Linked DNA regions of Homo sapiens: region 1 is linked to region 2. A link is a loop called in an ENCODE intact Hi-C map of the cell type or tissue named here. Cell type or tissue: tibial artery. All regions are shown on one strand. Each heading gives the region's core, and the rest is flanking DNA. Links, peaks and the distances in the headings are about the cores only.

Region 1 (5,393 bases), core at 235-5,234, 93 kb before region 2:
TTTTTGAAACTTGTGAAACATTAAAAATATTTTTTCATCAAATCTGCATGTTTAAAAAGTCAACTAAATATGTAAGACTTGTTAAGATGAAAACTAGTTTTATTTCGCTTTCCACAGAGACACTCTGTTTAAACATTTTTCTCTAAGATTTTAGACTTTACCTCCACGTCTATAAATATCATGCTTATGTTGGTATGTCTTTTTAAAAATCAATGTTAGATATTTTCTACTGAATTATCACCATAAAATAAGAAAAACTAGTTTTCTTTCTCGTGTTTTATGTCACACAGGCATACTTGCTTTCTCCCATCCAATTGTCTCAAGAGAGTTATAATTTTTGTCAGATTTTGTACAATTAAGATTACATAAATGCAATTTAGTGCTATGTCGATTAGTAAACTATGATCATATTTCGCTTCATGTACCACCTTTTGTTTCCCTGGAGCTCATAATCACCCATGTTTGCTTATTTGCTTAGTTTTCTATTTATGTAACACTGATTTAATCCAAAACTTTCTAATAGTTGTCTAAAGCTGTTCTTAATATATGTATTCTCATCAGGTTCATCTTTTTATGGAAATCTCTCTTGGTACCTTCTGATCCGCTTCCTTCTAGATGTGTTGCTTTACACCTGGGACACAGATGTGTATCTTGGAAATCTTCCTTTACCATCATCCTGGGTATTCCTTTTGCCTCTTTCCTGAGTTGGATCTTCTGTTTCCTGTATCACATGTTTATATATATATATATGTATATATATATGTATATGTGTGCGTGTGTGTGTGTGTATGTATACATATATGTGCGTGTGTGTGCATATATATATACACACACACATATACATATATATTGCATGTGGTTTAAAGATTTATCTGGTTGGAACACATTTTCTGGTAGTTTCCTGGGAATTAATGTATAAAGAAAAATTTCCTGGGATTCTGCATTTCTATGAACATTTCTGTTCTACTCTTATACTTGATGAAGAGTTAGGCTGCTAGTAATCATCTTTCAGGATTTTGAAGTCATTGTTCCATTTTATTTTAGATTCCAGAATTGCTATTGAGAAGTTTGAGGTTTTTCTGTTTCTCAATTCTTTGGGTGTGACTAATTTTTTTCTCTAGATCTTTTATGATTTTTCTTCAGTGCCAGTTCTGAAATGCCATTTAGTGACGTAAACTAGTATGAGTCTAATTTTATTCACTTGTTTGAACAGTTGATGAAAAATTTCAATCTGGAACTCATGTCCTCACTTCTGAAAAGCTCTCTTGTCTCTTCTATGACAATAACATTTTCTCTATTTTTTCTTTCTGAAACTTCTTATGTAAATATTGGGTGATCAAGTCTTAAAAAAGTTCCCCCTCTATTATTTTTGGGTTTTTGCTCTATTTTCTAAAAAAATCTTCTAAGTTCTCTATTATAATTCTTCTTCTCTGCCATTAATTTTCAAGAGCTCCTGATTTCAGAGGGCCAATGAGGTAAAAACCTTTCATAATAATTCTAAGATATTTTTTTCTTTTTCACTCTTATGAGTATAAAAAGGTTTTCCAGAGATGAACTTGTGTGTTCATCTCTGATGAACATCGCAACAGATGGAATGCAGAAAAAGGCATGATAATCCAACTGTCAGCTATTAAATCAGAAGAGATTTGGAAAAATGTAAAACATCACTATCATCACTATTTTTTGTTTTCAAATTATAGTTTTTCATAAAAATCTATTCATGTTCTATTTATCACGCATACAATATGTTATACTGAATCATCAATAAAATTTAATAATTTATCTCATATATATATATAAAAAACTATAACATACATAAAGAAAAGTATTTTAGAATCCTTGATAATTTTTTAAGAGTACTAAGGGGTCCTTAGAAAACAAAGTTTGAGGAATGCTACCTTAAGTGTTCCTTATTAAATTATATTCTTGTTATACAGGTACAATGTTTTCTTCCTATCTCTGTTAGAATGTTATTGATAATGTTTCTGAAATTTCCTTTTCCCCAGAAAGCCTCTGTTTCTGCTAAGTTGCTTTCTTTGGTTTGTTTCTTTCGGTATCTATTTTGGGGGCTTTCCTGAGGTGTCTGGTGATCTTTGGTTGGATGCTCATATAAGAATTGGGGCTAGTACAGTTGATTGATGGCTCAGAGCATGTGGGTGGGAGTTTTCTCTGATGTCCTTTAAATTAGGCTGATCTAATATGATTTCGCAGAAAAGATTCTTGTAACGTCTTGTCTGGATAGTAATGACAGGGTTGCCATTGTCTTGAGAGCCAACAGGGGAATCAACCTCTAGGACCTCAGCACCCAACATGCTAAAGTTTTTTGCACTGAGGTGTCCCCTACTCCCTGTTTGCAGTGAGGTATCCCTAGCATCTTCATTGTGTGTGTACCTGTGAGTCCAGTGATCCTGTGCCTTACTCTCTCCAGGGAAGAAATCTTCAGCATTCTGCGGTCCTGGAGGAGTGGCAGTAACTCAGCAGCATCAAGTGAGTATGGGATCTGGGATCCCATACTTATTATATCCCATACTTAATTGTATGTCCTTTAAACCAATCTTTCTTATCATAGCATGTATATAGATCTCAGCCCTTGGTCTGAATTCATAGCCTTTTGAGCATCTGCTGTGTAAGTCATACTGCTTTTCAGTTTTCCCCATTGCCAGCTTAGGATTTGGTTCTTTCAGTTCTGCCAAGCAAATTGCCACTTGTCCATTTGCTTTCCAGTTTCCAAAATTCTGTTGTTATTATTACCTTTCCTTTTCTCTTTGTCCTTGTTAGTTATGCTTGTATAAAAAGTCAATTATGCATATAATTATAGATATTTATATATAATTATTGGTAGATATAGATATCTATGTAATTATCTCTTTATATAGATCTATATATAGAGAGAGGTGATAGATACAGATAGATAGCTAGATTCTATCTATATATATCTCTTCTGAGCTTTGTTAATCTATAGTGAAATTGGTTGTGTTAAATGTGCCATCAATATACAGAACCAAGCCGAATTTCTATATGGGTCCAGGCATGTGGCCAGTGTTTATTTTTATGAATGTTTCATTCTGAAGATTCAGTAATTATGTTAAGTTCTGTTGCCAAAGTTGTCTTTTAGCACTCTGATTTATTTTTGGCAAAGGACAGATACATTGACAAGTCGAATATTAAAAAATCCTCCGCAAGATGTTATTTTTTTAGTATTAAGGCCTTAAATGGATATACTTGATTTCAAAGAAGTTGATTTTAATTTAAGAAAGGGGTTGCTATTTTTTATAAGCAGTCTCACAATGATAAATGTTTTATCCCGTCAGCTATTGGTGTTAGACCAGTGTTGGCTGTGTCTAGAATTTAATCTCCTGTAGAAAATGATATAAAAAGCAGATATGCTGAATATTCTATAGTAATTTTTTTATTTTAACATCAAAATTTATTAATATTTATTGAACTCTGTAGTTCTTGGCCTCTAAGTCATATCCCAGTAGTATTTAAAGAGACTTCGTCACTATTTCAGGGTCCTTGGAGACCATTTAAGGCACAGCAAGTGCTAGAATTATTTTTAGAAATATGACTAACTCAAATCTACCACTAGACAAAAATGTCAGTGCTTCCTGGCTTGGTGATGAGTCTTCAAAAAGACCTTTGCATTTCTTACTTAGTTAAGTGGCTCAAGGAATGAGTCTTTCCTTACTTCAGGGTCTGGTAGTCAGAACACTCTGACTCTACAGATACATTTCTTGAGCTATAGGTCACCCACCCTGTTTGATCTTGGGTTCTGCACCCAGAGCAGCAGAGTTTTCATTCATGCCTTAAGCAATGCAAGCTGGAAGCAAGAAGCAAGAAGGAAAAAATTAAAGTGGAAGACAGTTTAGCACTGGGGATGCTGAGAATAAATTTATTTTGATAATTTATTTTGCTAGTATTTTTCTGTTGATACTTATTGGGTAAAATTTAAATTAATGTTGCTATGTTGATTATGCTGTATTTTTGGGACACTGTAGTAACAATGGAAGGGCTGACTGCTTAGAGCCAAGAGAAGGATACAAATGTCTGTGTGCCTGACAGGTTTCAGGCTAAAAGTCAAGGTAAGAGTGATTAAGAAATAAGGAAAAGTTGCTAATAGGATCTAGGAGTTTACGTTAAAAGGAGTAGGTCTGAAACGTTAGACTATTAATTTATTAGAGCTGAGGTATGGCTTAGAACTTTGCATTTCTCATAGATCTCTTAGGTGGTTCTTAGGGAGGTTGTTTATAATGTTAAGGGTCATTTCTAAGACCCCTCACAGACCTTTATAATTCTGTTGACATCCTTGACTTTCAGTTAAAATGCAAATATCACTCATATTTTAAATACACGTTGCTTATATTTTGGAAAGATTTTTATGATTTTCCCTCTTGAAGCACTTCAGCTACCTAACTCATTTAAGTTATGATTAGCTCTAATTTCTCTGCAATCATCATACATACTTGGGAATTACTGAGAAGTTAAAATAACACAAACCTACAGATTGTTTTTATCTGGAATAATTTTCTGATGAATATTAAATTTAATAAGTAATGAATTGGCATAATATGTTTTATGTATATCCAGTAAAACTTTTATTAGTTTCAACTTTTAGGTTTTAATACTTTGAAGCCAGTAATTCACTTTTATCGACGCCCAGATCTGTAAAGCTCATAGGTCTAAGGCAATGTGTCTATAATACCTGTAGCATAAAACAGGTGAGATGCTGATGGTGCTCTAGAGTTTGGTCTTGGGGTGGGCGCTGAGACATTACTGGATGAGTCCAAGGCACAGAAAGCTTTGATCAAAAGAGCATGAAGAGACACTGATTTGGATGTTAGAATCACTAACTAAAGAGGGAGACTAAAACAGACATGACAATGACCTTCAGTTATTTGAAGTCTAGTGGATGAACAAAAAGAATTTTTATGATCCATAGGCTGGACTTAATAGATGTAATTTATAGGAAGGTGAATTTTGGTTCATATCAAGGAGAATTTTCTCACTCTTAGAGAGCCAGTGTTGGAATGAGTGGATTTATGAGACAAGAAACCCTTTTTACTTGTTTAGGCTGCATGCCCATCTGCAAGAATATTGTAAATTTTTGGTAGATAGCTGTTTTAGATGATGTAAAAGTATCTCAAACTCAGATTCTATGAGAGAAGCTTTAAAAGTACATCATCAGTAGGTTGAGAATGGATTGCTTCTGAGTATAATCCCTGAGAAGTTTACTTTGAGGTATATCTGCAATTAATATTAAATCTGTCAGCAGATTTAAGGAGATACTTAATCTCTAAGTGAATTTATTTCAGCAGCTTTTAAATAATTTAATTATTTTTCATTAGAGGTTTGCTAAGATAGGTCCATCTTCTGCTGCTACAACAGAATACCTG
Region 2 (5,393 bases), core at 146-5,145:
TTCTGGATTTTCCTAACCCATGTATAGCACTTCAGCTGGTCTAGGCTGTTTATCCGGGGGGTTAAGCCAGATCTTCATCTCAAGGGAAGATGAATCTTTAATTGCCTTTCTCTATTTGAACTTTGAATACTACAATTGCTTTTTTGTCTTTATTTCTGATCATAAAAGCAGCAAGAGACATCCAATTGAATACTCTGAGTTTGAGATGTGATCTTTCCAGCCCTAATTGTGTAGCAGCAGTGCTATCTTTTCATGCTAATTAAGGTTTATTAACTTTGCCATTATAGTAACTCCTTTCTTATCCCTTTTTTGCTTGCTGATCAACTGGCATGAGGCACCCAGAGTGACAGGGTGCCATAGCCTTAAATTTAATAGAATCATTAATCTGTCCCCAAGCTGAAAGCATTTCTCACTGGGAATCCAGCCCTTTAATGCAGCAGAGCCTGTTTGTGGAGGAAGGAAGCACATATTCTTCAAGAATGTCACTTGTGTGATGATGTTAATGGGGGTAAATCTTATGCCTCTTCATTCCTAAACCTACAAATTCTAAATGCTGGGGACACATTCCCTTACCTGGTTCAATGCACACACTGTATTCTGAAAGACATCATCTCAAACCCACAGGGTATTGTCTCTGGGCTGGCATTTTAGCCAAGGACTTTTTGAAAATTATTTTTACTTTTTATGGATACCTAATAGTTATGCATATTTACAGGGTACATGTGATATTTTGATACAAGCATACAATGTATAGTGATCAAATCAAGGTAATTGAGATATATATCACCTCAAGTATTTATCATTTCTTTGTATTAAGAACATTGCAATTCTACTCTTTTAGTTATTTTGAAATGTAGAATAAATTATTGTTAACTATAGTCACCCTATCCTTTAAACCCCCCTCCCCTCTACACATCCCAGCCTCTGGCACTCGTCATTATACCCTCTATCTCCATGAGTTCAGTTGTTGTTGTTTAGTTCCCACATTTAAGTGAGACCATGGGAAATTTATCTTTCTGTTGGGGCAGCCACCTTTGGGCAGATACCTTGAACAGACACTCATTGTTGTTCCTCTTTTGCTGTGAAATCAGCCCCTTAGTCTGATGCAATGTTGTGCAAGTTTCCATGCAAGTAGGCTCTAAAATGGTGGTACTGACAGAGGCAATGCAGGCAGGGAATTCAGATCAGTGTAAGTATGGAATTTGGCGAGGCTGAATTACTATTTCTCTAGGGTAGAAGTAATCTCATTTAATCAACTGGAAACTAAGTACAGTTGGCCTTCCATATATATGAATTCCACATCTGCGGATTTCATCTGTTCTGAACATGTACAGACATATTTCTTGTCATTATTCCCCAAACAAGACAGTATAACAAGTATTTATATAGCATTTACATTGTATTAGGTATTGTAATAATCTAGAGATGACTTAAAGTATATGGGAGGATGTGCATATAACCTATGCACATATCAGGACTTGAGATTTTGGTATCTGCAGCAGGTCTTGAAACCAATTCCCCATGGAAACCAAGGGACAACTGTATCTGACTAGACTCTTTAAGGGATATTGCCATTGGAATGGTGTCAGCATAGACGCTGAAAAGTTATGTAGTAGTGGAAGTGACAAGGTAACAAGGGTTGAATGAGAGCCCATACCATGGTTCAATGCATAGCTTCAATTCCTGCCAACATGGCGCTCCATTCTTAGGCCCATTGCACAAGCCCTGGGGTGGCTAGGACAGATTGGTATACATCCATCCACAGGCTTGGTCATCCTGTCTTAACGGTTATTGAGACTGTTGCCTGCAATGGATGCTGTCTGGGAAGCATCAACTTAAAATACAAAGATCTACATTTTTTACCCACTTCCATGGGCCAACCTGTGGATAATGTTTCCTTAGACTAATGTTTCCATGGAAGTCTTATAACCTCCCAACTAAGCCATTCATCAGTGCCTAAAAGTTCACGAGTATCTGTGTCTCAGGCCACTACTTCCTCTACATAAAGCACAAAAATCAATATACTGCTCTCACATCTGCCCACTGGGAGGGTTTCAGTCATGACATTCCTTTCAGGCAACCCCTGAGTTGGGCTGTAGTGTGGAGGCAGTATGTTTTTGAAGTATGTACTAACCTATTGAGCTAAGTCATCTGTGAATCTGGGTCAAGATTTTCTGTCTTTAATTGATCACAGAGAATGCCTCAGGAGGGATTGGCGTGAGTTGAATTTTCCTTGCGTTCCCCAATCTTACGACTTGTGGAATTTGACAACATCTGGTTCATAATGGGTTTCTCCAGTAGGAGTCACATGGTATTTCATGTTCAGATGCTCAGTCTTTTCTACAGCTCAGCAGCACATCAGGAATTGCTTCTCAAAATAGACATAGTTTTGTTCCAGAAGCCCAGTAGTCTGCACTGTGACCTCTATTGGGTCTTGCCAGAGAACACACACAGCATCATCACAGATAACTTTGGTACCACTTAACTCCTGGGTCATATGGCCTACATGCCAGGGTCATTTGCAGCACAGTGCTGAAGATCAAGAAGCCACTCAAAACAGCTTTCTGAGTAACCTGTTAAATGAATCAGAAAATTATGGCTAAGTCTCTAAAGTCTAAAAATACCCATAACGTAGCTCAAGTTTCTTACTGATAGAAGAGGCAAGAACTTGTCTTTAACCTTAAGTGGAATATATCAGCATATCTCACAAAATTGAACTTCTACAGACTTCACTGATGTAAGAAGCCCTGAATCTTTGTGGTATTTATTTTCTCCTCTCTGGCCTACAGGTGTTTTACTAGGACATCTGTAGTTGTTAATGCTTACTTCTTAGTGAATCAGTGTGATCTGTGGAATTTTAAACATTCTACACATTATAAAAAATCTATAGATTTCTATAGAGTCCTTTTAGAGTGCAGGTGAATTAACACAGCCCCACAGCAGGACAGTGAATATGTACTGCTGTTTGTCCCCTCCTTTCCATCATATAACAGTCAACTCTTTTTTATCTTCCTTATTGATGAGAATTGAGAAAAACGCATTTGCTGGATCATTAGCCTCAACCTACGTCCAAAAGGCTATGTGAATCTGTTTCTGAAACAGCTGCATTTGAGGCTTCCATTTGTTTAAGTTTATAGTAGTCCACTGTCATCTGCCAACATTTGGTGTTTATGGGAACTCTCTTTAAGTAAAGTGGAAAATAATAGGGAGAGAATTGTTAAAGGATAAATAATTATAGCTAGATAGCAGGAACAAGTTCTAGTGTTTTTATAGCACCATAGGGTGACTATAGTTAACAATAATACAGGATATATTTCCAAAAAGCCAGAAAAAAGGATACTGAATGCTCCCAACAAAAGAAATGATAAGCATTTGAAATGATGGATACGCTAATTACCCTAATCTGATCACTACATGTTGTGTGTATCCAAACACTGTGTAGCCCCTAAATATGTACAATTGTTATGTGTCAATTTTAAAAAGTAGAATATGATGGGGCCCATTACTTCTAAGTCTTTAATGATGACACCAATTTCTGTAATTCCTCATAGCACATGGTATTGCTTCTGATAAACTATCTATCTTGGCCAGAGTTAGGAGGACAGTTTTAGGGACTTATACTTGGTTTTCCTAAAACATTGGCTCTGATTTTATGGACCAGGAAACCAATGTGAGAATAATGCCAGCTGCTAAGTACATACATCTCAAATGTACACTCAGACACGTCCATGATCCCATTGAACCCACTATGAAATGAACTTGGGCTAGAACTTCATTTGTCATGTGTTATGCTCAAGCCATAACCATTCTAAATACAGGTTCATAGTAGTGTGTGGTTTTCCTAGTATAAATGGCAACTCAGATCCTATATCATCTTGTCCTTTATAGGTCTTGGGATTTTCCTTTCCACAGTGCAGTTATCCTGGTAAATCACATTAACACCCCTTTTAGGAAGGAATGGGGAAGCCCACTGAATTTCCTCAATGGGGCTCAACCCACACTTGATTAATGGACTTTGAGTCTGTGAACCGGTTTACTTCTGGACTAAGAAAATGCAAGAGATTTCCCATAATAGCAGTCGATTTTAGCCTTCTGATTGTCAGCTCTTGATTTTTTTCTGATTCTAAAAATGAAAGATAGAAACCCTATTTCATTGTTCATCTGTCTTACCCCTAGGAACATCATAATATATAATTAATGACCAGCAATTGCTGTGGGTCTAGGCCCTGGTTGCCATCCTGGGTTGTTGCCCCTTACAGTCATTAAATCTACCTTGCATTTGATGACCAAATACTACTACGTGGACTCTACCATCCCAGATTCCTGTCGTTCTTATTGAAAACGGGCAGCCAAGTTTCAGTGTAGAATCCTGGCCAGGTTCCAATATAGAATCTTCTACTGTTAATTTCAGCCTGCAAGGACTGCTACTTCTCATCTTATCAGAGATGCTAGTACCTCTCTTAACATTCAGTTCCTTATTACTGTAGTGAATTGAGTATCCTCTAGGTGCTCCCAGGATGAATTTTTAGGTTTCACGTAATAAATCCCCTCTAGCATTTTCACCTCCAATGAGTTTCATGACTTTTACTTCAGTACTATTCCATGTAGTTTCAGAATTTTAACTTCACCACTGCAGCCATCCATGCTTCTGGTATTCTTAGAATATTAAATCCTTAGTCATTGGAAAGCCCTCTTATGTCAGTGAATCCCCCTCTCATTCAGTCTTCAAGATGTTCAAGATCTACTCTACAATATGCTGATTTATCCATTAACAACTTTCAGAATTGAAAGTGGGGATATTTAATATCCATTGTCTTCAGTTCCTAGTCTTGGTGAAATTTCAGGATAACAGGAATGTCCTTAATAACTTTATACATTTTTTTGTTTCCTTGCCAAGCAGAGGTCCATATTTGCAGTTTTTCCACAATTCAGCCAACCAGGGACAGTTTCCTGGTCACTGGCCAACTAGGAATATCTGTCTCCAGCACAATATTCCCAATGAGATGTCTGTGTATGAGAACAATACTACTGTTTATGCGAAACACAGAAGTAAAATGGTGCAGCAATGATGGCTGCTCCATTACTCTTCCAATAAGTGGCAAAATGAAGAGAGTGCTGGATTTGCTACTAGCTCATGTCTAAGTAGAAGGTGAGGGAAATAGGAAGTCACAACCTTGAATCCATCAGAAATGGGGTCAAGAAAACCAAAGGATTTTTTGTTGGCAGAGAAAGCAATCATGATCCCTTACAGGCTGGACTACATGTGAGCAAAGCAAAGGATCATTCAGTGATCAATGTGCTGACAGTCAAGGTTCCTGGTAGGGTGAGGGATAGCAGGTTCTCAGATGAATAATAGGCTCTCATGGTATCTTATAAAATGAGCTTCTGTCTCC

Evidence for each region. Peaks named below come from ENCODE experiments on the same cell type or tissue, not always from the same donor. Only the 100,000 strongest peaks of a DNase experiment are listed, where the experiment ranks them.
Region 1: it touches region 2 in a loop (5-fold over the local background); 1 of 110 quality-filtered maps calls a loop at or near these places.

What each region holds. Positions count from the first base shown.
Region 1 is chr13:47,084,379-47,089,771 of GRCh38, forward strand. No RefSeq gene overlaps it. Among named protein-coding and RNA genes, the nearest start is that of HTR2A, 190 kb to the left of the region's middle. In tibial artery, for the core only: no CTCF peak of the experiment used is centred there; no DNase peak of the experiment used is centred there; H3K27ac peaks cover 5,000 bases.
Region 2 is chr13:47,177,147-47,182,539 of GRCh38, forward strand. No RefSeq gene overlaps it. Among named protein-coding and RNA genes, the nearest start is that of HTR2A, 280 kb to the left of the region's middle. In tibial artery, for the core only: no CTCF peak of the experiment used is centred there; a DNase peak (open chromatin) is centred at 2,508.